2 separate regions of the Homo sapiens genome follow, and region 1 is linked to region 2. Evidence: chromatin contacts called from ENCODE Hi-C or POLR2A ChIA-PET data. All regions are on one chromosome and are shown on one strand. Each heading gives the region's core, a stretch centred on a gene start or an enhancer-like site at or near the end of the contact. The rest is flanking DNA. Distances are from core to core; before and after follow the strand shown. Region 1 overlaps ARHGAP10 (Rho GTPase activating protein 10). Region 2 overlaps ARHGAP10 (Rho GTPase activating protein 10).

Region 1 (2,700 bases), core at 60-2,559, 40 kb before region 2:
TCTCCTAAATCTCTTTATCCGAGACCTGGCAGAAAGCACACATTTTCCAAAGGAAAATATTCAAGACCAATAGCAACTGTAAACACCAATGCATTAGTAAATATGCATAAAATGTAGGGAAGAAATTCTACTCAAATGATAAGCCTATCTGGGAACAAAAATCAAGATGCCCAGTTAAGTAGTGCATTATAAATTCAATGCCTTAAAGTGGAGTGCTCTTTTGTCTGTAGCAGACATAGCTGATTTAGAGTTAACATAACAAAGCTTATCCTTAGAATTGACCCAGAAACTGCAGGAAAAGCCGCCAGGTGGCAGAATTTCCCAAGCCTCAACCAACTGTAGAGCAGTTGGTCACACCAAGAGTTGACCAGCAGGTGGCAGCATACCCTCAGTTTCTCAGTACAAACAGATCAGCATTGTCTTCATTTAATTAAGGCTTTTCATACAACACACAAATGAAAAATACTTTTCAAACATCTTTTTATAAAGAAAGCTTTCACTTCCTTACATTCTGAATGTTGATCTGTAGTTCCATTTTGTAGTGATTGAAGTCTTTGGCAAGTTCATGGCCCTGATGATAGAAGGTAAACATCCCCTGAAAAAATGACAGCATCTAAGACACAGGAAGAAAAGAGATATTAGCACAAAAAAACTCAGGAGAAAAAAAGAATCATATAAACAACCAAGTGTTCCCCCCGCCATCTCACTGTTATTCCACTGAAATAAACTGATTAAAGGGAAGTCACTAATATTCAAGTAAACACAAGTACATATTATCTATTAATTGGTCTTTATAGAAAATGATGCTTTTTTCCCTTAAATATCACAGCCATTAGACAGCTTATATGGCATGTTCTGCAGGAAAAATTGAATTATTAAGTCATCCATTTGTCCTCTTTAGTCAGGAGAATCCCAATATTTGTAATTGAAATCTTATCACTATAGGTTGACACAATCTTTAAGAAAGTAAAATCACAGAATCAAAGAGCTCCAGGCTCTCCCCAGCCACATCCAGCAGACTGCAACCCCTGTGTTTTGTTGACAAAGATATTCCATGACTTGCCAGGGGCAGCCTCAAACCCGTAATTAAACCTTTACTTTCCTACCAACTCCCAACCTGTCTCTGAATTAGAGGGCTGTTGCCTCTGCTCCACATGTAAGTCAATAAATCTAGAAGTAAAAAGAAGTGATCTGGGGAGACAGTTAAGGAAATCTTGAGATTCATTTTCTTCCAAATGCCACACCGTGGGTGGTTAGGAATCTGGGGCTCTGACACCCAGCAGGCTCCATTCCCAACGTCAGCCATGACCTGTTATGGGACCTTAGGCAAATTACTCAGCCTTTCTCTACTTCTATTTCCTTATCTCCTCATTGAGTTATAGTGTGGAATAATGAGTTCGGTACAACACTTAGAACAATGGCTTGAACAGAGACTGAGCATTATAAATGCCCAATAAAAGCAGGCCATTATTATTATTTCACATTAAAAAGAAAGCTTTGAGGAGGTTGAGTTTTTCTCTAATGGTTTAGGTTAATGACTATCGCTCCAACTAAACCATAGCTCCACAAATGCTCATTTTTAATCATTACTTGGTTATTCTTGTTTCTATAAACCATACTCACAATGAGTAAATTGTATACTGTGTGAATATTATCTTAATAAAGCTGTTTAAGAAAAAGAAACCATTCAATAAGTCGATATTAAAATTAAAATGAATCCTGAGAATGAGATCCAGTGTTTTTTTGCTGAAATCCACATGAAATATCCTTTACATTATGATATATACATTCATGTGCATACATCTTCATATATAAACAACTGAAGCTACTAGAAAACATCTATATAATCACAAACAAAAATCATGTGTTTCTAATATAAGTAAAAAGAAATGTTAGAGTAACTCACAAAATTGTCTCAAATGTTCCATATCCTGCTTCTAAACTTAGATTGCCATAAGCATTGTGAATTGTGTTTGAAGTCATGTTACAAACGATTGTTTAAAGTACCAAAGTTTGAACCGGTATAAACAACCCATGTTCACTCATTCTAGTATAAATTATTTCAGAGAAATTTTTAAAAGATAGAGCTATAGGCTAAGGTGGCAGAAATTGCACATGGTTGCCTTCCTTGAGATCATGTAGCAATGGGAATATTACGTGTATTATCAGTGCAAATACAGCTGAGAACCACTGATTTAGAGGCAATTCCTTGACTTCATGGCTATCTGTGTCTGCCCTTTTTAATATGTCTCTTTCATGTTTATGCACTATGGCCTCTAGTAACTATAAACCATAAATCAGATCTAGGAAAATAAATACTTATCTTACATTGCAAAAATCCACCAGCAAACAACTTGGCAATACTCACAGGTTCCACAAACTCAAACTTCTTTCTTTCTTGGATTTCCTGCAGCTTACACACATACTCGAGAGACAGTTCATAGAAGTGTTGCCGGTTCTGCTCTACTTGGATATCTGCCTATGTTAAAATCACAGAGGTTAGTCAAACTGGAGATGGTGAAAAGTGAAACGCTACATCAGAGGTCATCACACTGTGGTCCATGGGCCAAAATACGGTGTGCTGCCTGATTTTGTAAATAAAGTATTGCAACACAGGTACGACAATTCATTTATGTATTGTCTGCAGCTACTTTCCTGCTGCAACAGCAGAATTGAGCAGGTGCAACAGGAACTTTATGG
Region 2 (2,718 bases), core at 66-2,565:
TTTAACATGCTGATGGTTTCTAAAACTTTTAAGTTAAAAAAAATTTAAGTAAAACAAGAGTCTTTCAAAGTTCTCAGAATGTACTGGCAACCATTTTAGCTGCTTAAAGACATTCCTTTTCTCCTTGTCCCGGTGTCGGGGGTATGGGCTTACTAAACTATACAAAGGCCCTCTGCTGTGTCTCCACCCCACAAACTCTAGCTCCAATACTTCTTCCATAAACCCTTTCCTAACAGCCACAAGCTTAGGGGCTGCCCACTCCATGTGAGCCACATTATCTTTGCTGGCGCACTTTGTATATTGTTTTCTTTTCCCATTCCTTGTCTGAAGCACTTAGTATAGGCTATTTAATTAGCTCTTTACCACTTACTCTCCAGTATCACACTGGAAATTTCTTGAGGCAAGTATCTATTCTTCCTCAAAAGTTTCAGGCGAGTGTTCTGCAATGCATCAGTTATGTTTTAGTAAGCATTCAAAGGTATTTAAAGAAACAAAGGTAGCCACAGTGATTCCACTTTAAAAAAAAAAAAAAGTGATCAGTGACTATCAAGATGAGAAGTACCCAAACAATGTCAATATGGGTTAAGAATCCAACTTTTCAACTTTTACTAATTTCATTATTGCAACTCACTGATAACTTAGGAAAGTACTATTTTAAAGGTTTCCGAGGCAAATATAAAAGGATCAGGAATTCTTGTAAAGGAGAAAAAAAGCGGATGGGGAGAAGAACCTATAGATTGAAAGTGACTTGGAAATGTATCAGTCAAATGTAATATGTTTGGACTCAGATTCAAACAGACCAACTGTTATTGAGGGCGGGGCTTGGGGAGGGAAAGAGGCAGAATTGGAATGAGTATCAGGAAAACTTGAATATGACCTAACTTTTCACAAAATTAAGAAATTACTGATTGTGATAAGGATACTGTGTTTTTTTAAGTGTCTGCTTTTTGAGATATATACTGAAGTATTTGTGAATGAAACTGGGCTTTCTGTCAAAATAATGAGGAGAGCAGGGGGTCAAGGGGAGTAGGGATCACAGGAGAAACGAGACTGGTCTGAGGCTGGATGTCGAGTCCATGTAGTTTCATTGTATATTTCTCTCGACTTTGGTACATGTTTGAAATTTTCCAAGCTAAAAAGGAAGAAAGCATTAGGAGGTGTCCTGTTAATTCCGTGGTTGGCTGTGGCTGCCACCCACCCCAGCTTTGGACAGCGTCCTGCTTTCCAGCAGGTGTTTCTGTTCCCACAATGAGTTGTGTATGACACACCACACCACTCCTAAGGTTCATGGCCTTATACAGACACCACCCTATTCTCGTTCCTACCCTGCATGGGAACCCAACCTTGTCTAACACAGAGACCCTATCAACCTCCATCACAGCTGGAGCTTAAACCAGCCAGTTGGCTAACAACAGCTCTGCAAACCATGCTGTCTACTCCACACAGCCTGGAGCCAATACCATGTTCCTGTTTTTGGACCTCATCGCTCTATTTCTAGGAACCTAAAACAGAAACAGAATACTGAGCCTAACAATGGTCACACGCTATTTCTGTAGAGCTAAAATCCAGCACCACTCTGCTCAGAACTTTTCCTCCAGACACCAGGATGATGCCCTTTGTGCAGTATCCTACTGAAAAGGCAGTCCGCACCTCACCACTCCAGATATGCTGTAGCCCCGCCCCACCTGGCTCCTTGCCCTGTATTGTTTTGTAGCATTTTTCACTGCCTGCCAATGGATTACAGGTTTATTTCTACTTCACTACCCCCGCCTAGAATCTAACCTCCATGAAGGCAGAGACTTTTGCTTTCTTTGCCTTTACCTTTGTCCTGAGATTCTCAACAGCAACTGGAACATAAAAAGAGATCAATAGGTATGCGCTCAATGTTCAGGATGCCAGGGAAGTACAACTATCAAAGAGGGTTAAGAAAAAAAATTGACACTATTAACATAAACTAAGAACACGTACCTCACCAGCCCACACATCGGCTCCATGTACTAGAAAGGTGATGTCATGGCACTATTTTTATTCACCATCTTATTTAGTCTTTCCTAAATAGCTGAAAAATTGATGACTACAGGATCACATGAATAATGACTGTATCTGTCAGTGTGTGCCAGAAAAACCTCATGGGACCACACTGTCTTCACACACCCTCTACAGTATCTACAATATATACACACAAATTACCTCAAAATTTAGGAATGAGTGCAAATTATATTAGGGCTTTTGAGGACATATGTCTCTGTCACTTTTTTTTTTTTGAGATGGAGTCTCGCTCTGTCGCCCAGGCTGGAGTGCAATGGCGCCATCTCAGCTCACTGCAACCTCCGCCTCCCGGGCTCAACTGATTCTCCTGCCTCAGCCTCCCAAGTAGCTGGGACTACAGGTGCCCACAACACCCAGCTAATTTTTGTATTTTTAGTAGAGACGGGGTTTCACCAGGTTGGCCTGGCTGGTCTCAAACTTCTGACCTCAGGTGATCCACCCACCTCAGCCTTCCAAAGTGCTGGGATTACAGAGGCATCAGCCACTGCGCCCAGCCCTCTGTCACTTTTTAAATCCAAATCAGTGTCCTCCCGCAGCCCTAGCCAACATAAACCCCCACCAGCCACCACCCAGGAAATTAGAGTGACACCTACGAAGCCAGCTGCAGTGACAGGGAGGGCAGTTCAGAGTGCCTGCTTCTTAACACATACCAGCTCTACCTCCTAGATG

What was found. Hi-C counts contacts between places; a loop is a spot of excess contacts on that map. ChIA-PET counts read pairs that join two places held with the same protein, here RNA polymerase II (POLR2A). Pooled maps may share reads with other maps.
Region 1: a map of heart right ventricle shows a loop between it and region 2 (5-fold over the local background). The contact joins two enhancer-like sites. A Hi-C loop is called at or near these places in 10 of 168 maps with a recorded cell type or tissue (CD14-positive monocyte, OCI-LY7, Right ventricle myocardium inferior and 6 more) and 5 of 50 pooled maps. POLR2A ChIA-PET finds 5 or more read pairs at or near these places in 4 of 52 experiments (AG04450, GM10248, HEK293 and 1 more).

What each region holds. Positions count from the first base shown.
Region 1 is chr4:147,864,625-147,867,324 of GRCh38, reverse strand. ARHGAP10 (Rho GTPase activating protein 10) reads right to left here. Exons shown (of 23, transcript NM_024605.4): 6 at 2,369-2,479; 7 at 509-613. Among named protein-coding and RNA genes, the nearest start is that of MIR4799, 83 kb to the right of the region's middle. RefSeq lists silencers at 348-397, 196-420 and an enhancer at 1-527. Within about 2 kb of position 1,309, at least 2 of the 41 ENCODE cell types and tissues checked have a DNase peak (open chromatin) inside an H3K27ac peak, as active enhancers do.
Region 2 is chr4:147,824,993-147,827,710 of GRCh38, reverse strand. All of the region lies in intron 3 of ARHGAP10 (Rho GTPase activating protein 10), which reads right to left. Among named protein-coding and RNA genes, the nearest start is that of MIR4799, 44 kb to the right of the region's middle. Within about 2 kb of position 1,315, at least 14 of the 41 ENCODE cell types and tissues checked have a DNase peak (open chromatin) inside an H3K27ac peak, as active enhancers do.